Linked DNA regions of Homo sapiens: all the other regions are linked to region 1. A link is an interaction called in ENCODE POLR2A ChIA-PET data of the cell type or tissue named here. Cell type or tissue: PC-3. All regions are shown on one strand. Region 1 has its middle 9.4 kb from the start of TAGLN2. Region 2 overlaps KCNJ10 (potassium inwardly rectifying channel subfamily J member 10). Region 3 has its middle 25 kb from the start of ACKR1.

The links. Peaks named below come from ENCODE experiments on the same cell type or tissue, not always from the same donor. Only the 100,000 strongest peaks of a DNase experiment are listed, where the experiment ranks them.
Region 2: POLR2A ChIA-PET joins it to region 1 with 7 read pairs; 11 of 35 experiments call an interaction of 5 or more read pairs at or near these places.
Region 3: POLR2A ChIA-PET joins it to region 1 with 7 read pairs; 2 of 35 experiments call an interaction of 5 or more read pairs at or near these places.

What each region holds. Positions count from the first base shown.
Region 1 is chr1:159,914,089-159,918,088 of GRCh38, reverse strand. No RefSeq gene overlaps it. Among named protein-coding and RNA genes, the nearest start is that of TAGLN2, 9.4 kb to the left of the region's middle. RefSeq lists an enhancer at 1-172. In PC-3, CTCF peaks have their summits at 1,216 (motif pointing right) and 1,423; DNase peaks (open chromatin) are centred at 1,638 and 3,618; H3K4me3 peaks cover 760 bases; H3K27ac peaks cover 4,000 bases.
Region 2 is chr1:160,038,526-160,042,525 of GRCh38, reverse strand. It overlaps KCNJ10 (potassium inwardly rectifying channel subfamily J member 10), which reads left to right. Exons shown (of 2, transcript NM_002241.5): 2 at 1-4,000. The coding sequence ends at 1,133. Among named protein-coding and RNA genes, the nearest start is that of PIGM, 8.5 kb to the right of the region's middle. In PC-3, no CTCF peak of the experiment used is centred here; no DNase peak of the experiment used is centred here.
Region 3 is chr1:159,228,118-159,232,117 of GRCh38, reverse strand. No RefSeq gene overlaps it. Among named protein-coding and RNA genes, the nearest start is that of ACKR1, 25 kb to the right of the region's middle. In PC-3, no CTCF peak of the experiment used is centred here; DNase peaks (open chromatin) are centred at 2,007 and 2,487; H3K4me3 peaks cover 1,122 bases; H3K27ac peaks cover 2,543 bases.

The DNA of each region.
Region 1 (4,000 bases):
CCACTGTGCCACTGTGGGGAAGGGAGGAATACTGGGCAAAGTGCAGTGAGTGATACAGGAAGGAGGGCAGAGATGAGAGGTTGCAGTGCTAACCCCTGTCTTGAGTTTCCTCCCCATCCTCATTCTCACTTGCTTTGGGGGGTGGTGTAGGTTGGAATTGAGAGGGGACAGGACCTCACAGCTGAATGCAGACTATGTAGGCAGTGTCCACAGGGAAGTAAGGCCCTTTCTAGTCAATGGAATTGGCTAATCCTGCCTGCTGCCTTTGGCTGGGTCTGCCTCTACAGTTGGAACAGCTTCTCAGTCACTGAGAGGGTGGGGCTGGCTGCTGGCACAGCCATCAGTCCTGGCAAGTGAAGCTGTCTCCAGGTGAGAGGTCCCTCAGGCGGGCTTGGGGTGAGGTGGTCTGTGTTGGAGTGGTGAGGGTGGGGGTTGCAGTGGTGAGGAAACGTGGAGAGCTGGGGAATGAGCAGGAGTGAGTTGGTGGTGGTCGCTGGAGGGAAGAAGCCGTGTTGATTGATCCTAAGCACCTGTGAACTAAGTGCCTGGGAGAGACTAAAACTTCCTTTCTAGGGTGTGGCCTTGGGCCATGATCATCAATTTTGGGTCAGGTTGTCTCTAGCACCTATCCTTGACCGAGGCATGAGTGTTCCACCCACAGTTTCTTTTTTTTTCTTTTCTTTTTTTTTTTGAGACAGAGTCTTGCTTTGTCACCCAGGCTGTAGTGCAGTAGCATGATCGCTCTTGTTCTCCAGGCTGGAGTGCAGTGGCATGATCTCGGCTCACTGCGACCTCCGCCTCCCAGGTTCAAGCGATTCTCCTGCCTCAGCCTCCTGAGTAGCTGGGATTACAGGCATGTGCCACCACGCCTGGCTAATTTTTTTGTATTTTTAGTAGAGACGGGGTTTTTCCACGTTGGTCAGGCTGGTCTTGAACTCCCGACCTCAGGTGATCTGCCAGCCTCGGCCTCCCAAAGTGCTGGGATTACAGATGTGAGCCACCGTGCCTGGCTATTTTTTGTATTTTTTATAGAGATGGGGTTTCACCATGTTGGCCAGCCTGGTCTCGAACCCCTGAGCTCAAGCGATCTGCCTGACCTCATGGCTCTGCCTTTTCTTGCCATCTCCCAACTCCCCAGCCTCAGCCTCCCAAAGTGCTGGGAGCCCCACCCATAGTTTCTAACCACTAGGTGTTACCTTTACCCCAAGGCTTCCCAGTCAGACTCTGTGTCTCCCCAGGGGGAATTTGAGGGACGCTGGGCCAGTCTGACATTAAGTTCCAGCCCCATCAGCCTCACCCAGAGGCCTGGCCTTCCTTGCCCCTTTCCCCTTTTCTACCTGAGGGTATCTCTGTCTCCTAGGAGGAGAAAGCCACAACACTGTGCCTGAGGGAAACAGGTTTGTATCCAGAGCTTTTGTTCTCTCCCCTTTTGTTCCCCTGCTTCTCTGAGGCTCCCTCTTCCAAAAAGCACCCACTAGGGGCGAGGCCCAATGCCAATTCTTCATAGCCATGGCTGTCAGCCTCATCCCCACACCACGCTTAGCCTTGCCACACCACACCTCGGGAGAGACTGTATTTGCTTGCTTGCTGCACTCCCACAGGCTGTGGCACAGATAAGATAGGCTGCAGCCTATGGGCAAATTCCCAGGGGATTAGATCCTTTATCTCTCATTCAGGAAGGCTTTGTGGAATGCTAGTCAGGGAGAGTGATGTCATTGCAGAGAAAACATTGAATTCGCTATGTATACTAAAACAACAAGCCGTTTGCCACCTTCCCTGGTTTAACTATTTATAGCTATAAATTATTGGCCACACGCCTCACAACTCTGAGAAATGCCATTTGTTACAGTGCCAGCGCTGAGAACCACTGCCTTCTCCCAGAAGATTCTCACAAACGCCCAGGAGGTGGATATTACTGTAATGTGTTCCCCATTTTGTCTTTAGATGAGGATACTGGTCTCAGAAGGGCCAAGGAATGTGCCCAGGGCCACAAAGCAATTAAGGGAGAAGCAGGGATTTGCATCCAATCAAGCTGGCTCTGAACCTGGCTGAGCCTGTGCAGCTCTAGGCTCAGCAAGAAGTGAAGCTGTCAAGGGACTAGGGGACAGAGGTGGTGGTGGGTGGCAGGGCAATGCTCCTCATCTGTAAGCTGAAGATGATAATTCCTTCCTCGTGAAGTTGCCGTGAGGATTAGATGAACCCTGGAAAGCACTTTGCATGGGGAATGCTAGCACATAGTGCTCAGGAAATGGAAGTGTGGGGAATAAAAGGTGGAACATTTGTGTATGGACCCTGGGCTGAGAGGGAGCTGATGCCCAGCAGTTTCATGCCCTTCACCACTGTCCTGTTGAACACGGGCCAAGATGCTTTCAGTGGCCCTATCCCCTTTACCTGGAACAGCTTATTTTCAAGGGAGACACCAGCTGTATTTGAGAGGGGCTCAGCCATTGGGCTCACCTTCTTCTGGCTGCACCCACCACCACCCAAGCCTTGTGAGGAATCTCAATGTTCCCTTAATTCATCTAACTGCAGACTCAGCTGCTTCCTTCTGGAGCCGGCCTCCAGTGGCATCTCAACATTTTCCAGCTTTCTGTTTGTCTGCTTTCTAGCATTTTGTCTCACCTGAGGTTACAATTTCATCCTTAACTTGGCTTCTCTCATCTCTGACCCCACTTCAGGCCCTGGGGCCCAGACTAGGCACCAGCCTGTGTATGGTTCTGCCTTTTCTTGCCATCTCCCAACACCTTATTCTGTGTGGCTGTCTACAGTGGTGTCTCTCTCTCTTTCTTACATTTTTCTTTATTATTATTATTATTAATTATTATACTTTAAGTTCTAGGGTACATGTGCATAACGTGCAGGTTTGTTACATAGGTATACATGGGCCATGTTAGTTTGCTGCACCTATCAGCTCGTCATTTACATTAGGCATTTCTCCTAACGCTATCTCTCCCCCAGCCTCCCACCTCCACAACAGGCCCCGGTATGTGATGTTTCCCTCCCTGTGTCCATGTGTTCTCATTGTTCAACTCTTTCTTTCTTTCTTTCTTTTTTTTTTTTTTTAACTTTAAGCTCTGGGATACAGGTGCTGGACATGCAGGTTTGTTGCATAGGTATACGTGTGCCCTGGTGGTTTGCTCCACCTATCAACCCATCACCTAGGTTTTAAGCCCCGCATACATTAACTGTTTGTCCTGATGCTCACCCTCCCCTCGCCACACCCCTTCCCCGACCACAGACCCTGGTATGTCTTGTTCCCCTCTCTGTCTACGTGTTCTCATTGTTCAACGCGCTACAGAGGTGTCTCCTAACACTCTGCACTTGCAGGGCTTCTCCTGCCGCCTGGAACAATCTCCTTCCAGGTGCTGCCCTCACTTGCTCCTTTATCTCCTTCAGGTTTTTGTTTAGACGTCATCTTCCCTGATCACCTCATTTAAAACTGCACACTTCACCCTCAGCCTGGACCCCGTGCTCCATTCCTGCTTTCTTTTATCACCACCTGACACCCAATATATTTTACTTATTTATTTTCTGTCCCCACCCATAGAATGTAAACTACACAAAGGCAGGCTTTTGTTGGTTTTGCTCATGTAGAGTAGTGGTTGGCATGTTGTAGGTGCTGGATAAATATTTGTTGAATGAATGAGTGAGCATGACACCACCCTCATGCTCCTCAGCCCCCTGGCTTGGCAACACAGTGCCCAGCCAGCCCAAGGGCCTAGCAACCCAGCCTTTCATCATATCTGAGATACAGCCCAGCTCATGTCTCTGCTTCCAATGCTTCCAGATTATTCATTTCCAAAAAATAAAAACCCAAGAAGCTGCATTTCCTACAGATAGAGGAGAGGAGGTTGGAGGGTGGATTGCATGCTCTGGACACATGGAAGGTGATTTGAGGATTTGGGGGAAAAAAATGGGAGGAGGGCAGGAGGAAGAGGTAGGAGCCAGCTTGGGTTCATTTGCTCCTTGCCTTCAGCCTGGAAGTGGAAAATCACTGTGG
Region 2 (4,000 bases), 120 kb before region 1:
CAGTTGCCAAGGTGTATTACAGTCAGACCACTCAGACAGAAAGCCGGCCCCTAATGGGCCCAGGGATACGACGGCGGAGAGTCCTGACAAAAGATGGTCGCAGCAACGTGAGAATGGAGCACATTGCCGACAAGCGCTTCCTCTACCTCAAGGACCTGTGGACAACCTTCATTGACATGCAGTGGCGCTACAAGCTTCTGCTCTTCTCTGCGACCTTTGCAGGCACATGGTTCCTCTTTGGCGTGGTGTGGTATCTGGTAGCTGTGGCACATGGGGACCTGCTGGAGCTGGACCCCCCGGCCAACCACACCCCCTGTGTGGTACAGGTGCACACACTCACTGGAGCCTTCCTCTTCTCCCTTGAATCCCAAACCACCATTGGCTATGGCTTCCGCTACATCAGTGAGGAATGTCCACTGGCCATTGTGCTTCTTATTGCCCAGCTGGTGCTCACCACCATCCTGGAAATCTTCATCACAGGTACCTTCCTGGCGAAGATTGCCCGGCCCAAGAAGCGGGCTGAGACCATTCGTTTCAGCCAGCATGCAGTTGTGGCCTCCCACAATGGCAAGCCCTGCCTCATGATCCGAGTTGCCAATATGCGCAAAAGCCTCCTCATTGGCTGCCAGGTGACAGGAAAACTGCTTCAGACCCACCAAACCAAGGAAGGGGAGAACATCCGGCTCAACCAGGTCAATGTGACTTTCCAAGTAGACACAGCCTCTGACAGCCCCTTCCTTATTCTACCCCTTACCTTCTATCATGTGGTAGATGAGACCAGTCCCTTGAAAGATCTCCCTCTTCGCAGTGGTGAGGGTGACTTTGAGCTGGTGCTGATCCTAAGTGGGACAGTGGAGTCCACCAGTGCCACCTGTCAGGTGCGCACTTCCTACCTGCCAGAGGAGATCCTTTGGGGCTACGAGTTCACACCTGCCATCTCACTGTCAGCCAGTGGTAAATACATAGCTGACTTTAGCCTTTTTGACCAAGTTGTGAAAGTGGCCTCTCCTAGTGGCCTCCGTGACAGCACTGTACGCTACGGAGACCCTGAAAAGCTCAAGTTGGAGGAGTCATTAAGGGAGCAAGCTGAGAAGGAGGGCAGTGCCCTTAGTGTGCGCATCAGCAATGTCTGATGACCTGTTCCCACTCCCCCATTCCTCTGGTCTCTTTTCCTCTCTTCCAATGCCCTGGTAAGGAATACTACCCGGGTTTACTGGAGATCCCCCGAAGCACCCATCCTCCACTCCCTCTTCTTTAACCCAGTGGCCTGTTGGTAGCTTAGGCCAACTGGAGTCCAGGTTCGCCTCCCACTGTCCCCTTTCCACTTCCCCAGCTTCTGCCCCAATACACATACCTCCCTTAAGCCAGGATGGGGGAAAGAGTGGGATTAGGCTGAAGTGGCTTAGAAGGCCTCAGCCATGCTTGGATACTCACATTAGGAGGACCATGTGGTTGGAAGGATAGACTGCCCCCTACCTCCCACCACCACCATGAAGTTTGGTGACTTGAGGCTGGAGCTCCCTCTGTTACCTTTCCATCTAGCAAGTTCCCAAAGGCAAGACTCTCTCTGATGGTCACTTTGTGGTCTGTGCTTTCAGAAATACAGGAATCTGATATCAACATATCCTAGGGTTTCTACCAATCTCTGTTGAAAGAAGCCAGGGTTTGCCACTGTGAAGCTTGATTTCTGCTGGTGACTTCTGACCATAAGCTAGAACCATGGTCGCCACTGTTTTCCCTCTGTAGTTTCTCAAGTGAACACTCTCAGGATACCCAGTTCCCTCATAGCCTCTGTTCTCAGAGAATTGGAGTTGGCCCAAGAAACATAAACATATAACCACCCATATCTATCCTGGATTCTGAACTCTTCAATTTGGAGTGACTAACACAAGTTGTTATCTAAACCTTTAAACCTATCTTCCAGGCAGCCCAGAGAAGATCTGTTTCCCTGTGTCCTGTGAATGGAAGGACCCAAGCCAATATGTTCCTTTGAAAAGAGTCCAGTACCCAGGCCCCATGGAAAGGTCTGAAAATAATATTCCAGATTACACTGTACCTGGCTTCTCTTCTTCCTTTCCTGCTCAGCCTAGATCCTTCTTCCTTAACCCCAACTCTTTGGGAGAAGGGAGGGAAAATGCAAGGGCCTTCCTCTCTTAACACGGATGCTCAAGTAAAACTAGATTCACAGGGCACAGATTCCCCAGAAAGTTAACACAATCCCACCATGAGGGATGGGTAAATTCTCAGATTTCCAAACTGCTGTACAGAGCCTCTGAGAATTGGTGATGCTTTGTTAAGGTTTGGGCAGGAGCAGAACTCTGTGGCTGGCAGCCACTATTCTCAGTTACACCTCCCAGTGCCCTTCTGAAAAGTGCCAGCTATTTCATTAGGCAATGCTGGAAGGAAATGAAATTATACCTTCTGATCAAATAACCATGGCTTCCCTCAGCCATTCCTGAGACTTGGTATAAAATGAAGAAATCAGTGTCATCTCTACTCTCCTCTGCCATGAGGCCATTTTCAGACAAGTTAAAAAGTAGACTTTAAGAGATCAAACTCAGCCTATTCCTTGTTCCCTGGTGGGGTCTGTGGTAAGGGTCAGGGAAGGGCATATAGGCACCAGAGCTTTATCCAAAGCCCCAAATCCCTAGAGTGCTTTCTGGTCTCACTTTGGTACCAAGGAAGCCTCACATAGTGGTACTGCATAGTCCCACTATAAGTCAAGTTGCAGTTTAAGGTGGTCTCAGCCAATTGTTACAAGCTACAGAATATATACATGCATCTATGTACAGAGCCTTGCAGAGAAACACAAAATTTTGAGGCTAGACCCATGATCACCACCAACTATAATTGCACAAGGTCTTGTTATATTGATCTCTCCTCGAACTCAACTAACTATATCTTGAAAACAAAGACCCTTCGGTGTCCATCTACAGTAAACCCCACCATTACCTTCTAGTTGGCATAAAAACAAGAACCACAAAAACTTGAAAAATCTGAAACAGAGAACAGAAGGCCAAGAGCCAGCTTCTGCGTTCTCAACTTTATTCAACATTAGACTTACCTTATTTCTTTCAGTGTGTAGGGACAAGATGTACTGCTGTGTGTGTGTGTGTGTGTGTGTGTGTGTGTGTGTGTGTGTGTGTGTGTGTCTATACCTTCCTATCCATTGCCAAGTTAACCTCCATCTGGTTTATTTGGCCATGCTATGCTTTCTTCCCATTCCCCTGCTGTCTATTCTAAGCCCCCAGACTCAAGCCTCTAGACTCTTGGATGAAACAGTGAGAAGAAAACATTTTCTGACTTACCCTTTTGGAATCTCCTCCATTATTACCCAGGCTTTGCTTTAAGTTGCACTTTAAATCACACTGTCCTATTAATGCGATCTGGCATCTTCTCCCACAAGCCCCCTACAGGGAACAACTACCCCCTACCTTAACTCTAAATGGTTCTTTAGACTATAGTCTGTCTCCTCTGACCTGAAATCCTCTTTTAGGCAATAGGCCGAGCTTTAGAAGCAGCCAGGTCTGGTGAGAAATGGGCCCCCATACCAACTGTGGACTTGGAATATCAGCAGAGTAGTAGGCACAGTTGTAAAAAGGGGAGATTTCGGTAGGCACAGGTGTAAAAAGGGGAGATTTCAGAAGACGGGCGAAACAACTGATGGGGGAAGATACCTGGGGTGAGAAGATGAGAAAGAAATGATGCTGAGGGACCTAGTGAAATCAATGAAACTCTTGAGTCTTGCTTAGGCTCGCAAACAAGAAGTGGGGAGGCTTGGGAAATTAGGATATGACATATATGAAAGGTTTATCTAAGAAGAAAGAAACAGAGATAATATATATATAGAAAGATGTATATAGATGTATATATGCCCAAATATATTGAATGTACAGAAAGGAAATATTCAGAGACTTTAGCATTGGGGGCAGATATCTTGGCCTGGTTATGGGGTAGGACACCCAGATTTTCAGACTTACAATCAGTGGTCCTGGTTTCA
Region 3 (4,000 bases), 690 kb after region 1:
AGCTTGCAGTGAGCCGAGATCGCGCCACTGCACTCCAGCCTGGGCGACAGAGGGAGACTCCGTCTCAAAAAAACAAAAACAAAAACAAAAGACCATGTAAGCCTAGAGAGGCCACAATCTATTTTTGCTGTGAACTAGAGACTGCATACCTGAGGAAAAAAAAAAAAACAACACAGAAGAGCAAGAGCCAGAAGACTGAGAGAATGGCATCTGATGATTTCACTTGAGCCCCTGGATCCAACCTCACTTATTGTGGATTTTTGAGTTACATGAGCAATCACATCCTTTTATTCTCGTCTTTTCTTTTTTATCTACTTCTTGTTAAATTTTGTCATTTATAATGAATGTCTTCCAAATAATACACAACCTTCCTCCTACCTGCCTTCTGGTATTGTTCTTTTATGTACTTCAGCATTTGACATGACTTTCCCATTCAAGTCTCTGTGACACTGAATAAATGAATGAATGAAGCTAACAATGACTTACTGCTTTTTCCTACATTCAGAAGTACTTATCACATCTGTCATTTACTTCTTTGATATGTGTATTATTTTCATGTTTACAAATGAGGAAAAATTTGCTCATAAAGTTTATGTTTCTTGCCCACAATCAATAGCTAGCTAGCAACTGGGGCAGAATTCAGAGCCTGGACTGACTGACTTAAAAACCTAAACCTTTTCTCCCTCCTCAATGAATCACCAGTAACGAAAATAGTGTTGTTGGATTATTTGTTTGCTTAAGATACTCTAAATCAAGTTATCTCCCAGTTGCCTGTCTCTTAGCGGTTCCATGATTCTCTTTGCTTAGCATATCTCTTCACGTACTTCCCCCAAAGAGATCATTGATGTCTCCCCAGTGTCTGCAAATCAATTAGTTTAATAAGTAGTGATTCTCATGTTTGACTTTTGGACTTCTTCTTAGCATTTTTATGATTCTTCTTAGTATCTTCAGCACCAAGCACACACCCTGCCACATAGTAGGTGCTGCAGGCTACAGAAGAATTCTTTGAACCTTTGATTACTTGCTCCTTGACTATATGAAAAAATAACTACTGTGTTCCTGAGTCTTCTTTTTTCTAAAAGAGACTTCCTTAATCCTTTCAGTTCTTCCTTATAAACATGTTTCAGTTGAGGAGGGTTTAGGTTATTGCAGTCTTATGAATATGAAGGACAATTTTCTTAGGAAGATTACTTTGATATTTATGTACAGGTTGGTAAGAGGAAAAAGAGAAAGGAAAATGACCAGTGGTGTTCTATCACAGGAATAAGCCATGAGCTTTTCATGGCCCTTACCATAACACGACAATTATTTATTTTTCACTACTATTAGACTGTAAATTCCATAAGTGCAGGCACACTATTTGTCTTGTTTGTTAATTTTTTTGAATGTCAAGTATAAAACACATGACCCTGCACCTGGTGTGAAGCCTATAGGCTTAAAGTTAGACTACGTTAGTTCAAATCCTGGATCACTCTATAATATGCAAACTCTCATAGATCAAGCCACATAATTCCCATAGCCTTGATAGTTTTGTTTTTAAGTGGATACCAGTCATTCCTATCTCAAATATTCATTGTGAAAATTAAGTTAGGTAGTTCATAGAAAGTGTTTAGCATAATGATGGGCACATAGCACTCAAAAATGCCTTCAAAATTATTATCAGGCCTTCAATAAATATTTTTAAACGATCTAGTTGTAGTTTCCTGACCTTCACTATTCTTGTTCCTAACCTCTCCATACATGCTGGTTTGATAATGTTCCTTGCTTTTAAACAACATTTCAGGGGGAATATGACCAATGAAATATCACAAAGACTGGCCACCTTCCTTTTGCATAGTTAGCTTTCTCATCTAATCAGGAGTTGACTCCTTTGTGCTTGCAAGACCCCTAAAGCTTTCTCAAACATGTGTCATTTATCAGCTTCTTCATGGAAATCTTGGGGTAGTAACTAAGCACTCATCAGATTGGAATCCAGTAGTCAGGGTGATAGCTTTGGCTTTAAAACGAGGTGTGGACCTGAGGGCAAATAGAAAGGACATTATCTCCTCAGTAATCTGAGGAAGCAAAGAAAATAACTCTGGAATTGGAGTTGGATGGCAGGAGAACAAAAGTTAAAACTGGGAAGCAGGATGGAGATGACAATAAATACTTGCTTTCTGTGTCAGCAAATGCCAAGCTGAAGTAATAAAACTGTACTTATAGTTGTTAATCCAGATATAGTTTGCATCCTGAGAGCTTTGCATATTGCAATAAAGTGTCTTTGTCCTCTGAAACAGCTGTGGGGGAGGGCTGGAGCTGAGAAGTGAAGGTGAAAGCAAGTGGGTCCTGGGGCACGGCCTTCGGAGGGGCAGCTGCTCCTCACCTCTTGTGGTGGAGTGGTAATGGAATCAGCAGTGAAGGCGGCCACAGAGCCTGCTGTTTGGGAGCTGCTCTGGGTGCCTGCTTCATCACATGTTAAGAGAAGATCATGTGCTTTCACCAGCCCAGATGGACACCACCTGTTTCTGTGCCAACATCCTGAATTTGTGGGCACTGAGCGGCAGCCAAAGGGCAATGTCCTGACTAAATTGTAGCTGTGGGCCTTAGCCCTGTCATCGAACTAAACACATTTCTCTACGCCTTTGATTCTCTCTGTGTGTGGAGATGGGCCCACAGCCCAGGCACTCATAGGCAAAAACCAATACCTCCCTGCTCTCAGGCATATCCAGGACTGAGCCAGGATAGCGTCTCATCCAGAGAAGGGACTGGCCTTCTTTTGAACATATCCTTCTCGATGACTGGTATCTTGAAAATGTATAATGAAGATCTGGTTACAGAGTCAAATCATTGACTAGTTAATGAATTAAAAGGTTGCTTCTAAACTTAATGTTTGGCTCCTGTAAGAAAGATTTAGGCCTATGTTTAGCCTAGCTCACCTAAAAATAAGGTTTCCTTTTCTCCCAAATTCAAAATGCCTTGAGAAAATATAATACCACGTATACATCCTGAAGCCCTATGTGACCGAGTCCTGTCTCCAGCTTGCATTTATAGATACTCTGAAAACAGAAAATAATTCAAATAAGTTTGATCTTTGATGCCCTCAAAGAACATTTAGGGGAATCCCATTCAGAAAGCACAACATTCCTGGCACAGAGCAAGCATTTCATAGATAGCAGTTTTGCTTGCGATATTATTATTATTATTATTATTTTCAATTTATTGTTGTTTTATTTTACAAGCCCCTCCCCAAGTTCCTATCTCTACAGGGGCTCTGTCCCAAAACCCTAAAATCTATTTCTGAAAGCTCCTGTCAAAGCACACATCTTATCTGAATCGCACAGAAAGCCATTAACAGCTAGGAACACAGCTTAAATTAGTTTATCAGATTGGCTTCACTCATTTAACAGAGACCAAAGTAACAGAACCCTGGAGCCCAGTAAATAAATAGAGGTTTCCTGGCCTCCAAAATGCAGAGTATTCAAAACAGTGCTTGTAAGAGGCTCAAATTTCCTGGTCTAAAAAAGACAAATACTTTGAATAAATGTAACAGAAAAACTAGAGTCCACTCATAGTGGATAAATTTTCTTCTTACACATTTGGAGGAAGTAGCTACCTTTAAATGTGAATGTAAAAAAAAAAAACAAGACACATTCCTAGACTTTGTATGGCATAATGCAACTGATAGAATACAAACAGAGCAATAAGTTTCTACTTTATGATATCTTCTACAGGAAGCATTACAAATTAAGAGTGTATGTCTCTAGCATTAACTTAGAGAAGCAATTCAATTGTGGAGAAATATACTTTGACAGGATAAGGTCAACTTATCAATCAACAGAAATTTTATGGCATAACTTTTTTTCCTATCATCAGTATTTGCTGAGCATTTACAGTGTACTAGGCACAACAGAACATACAGAAAACATTGTCCCTGCTCTTGAGGAGCTCACATTCTAAAAGAAAAAATACACCTCTTTTAAAACGGCATTTTTTTCGGTGTTTTCTGCAAAGTACCGAGGAA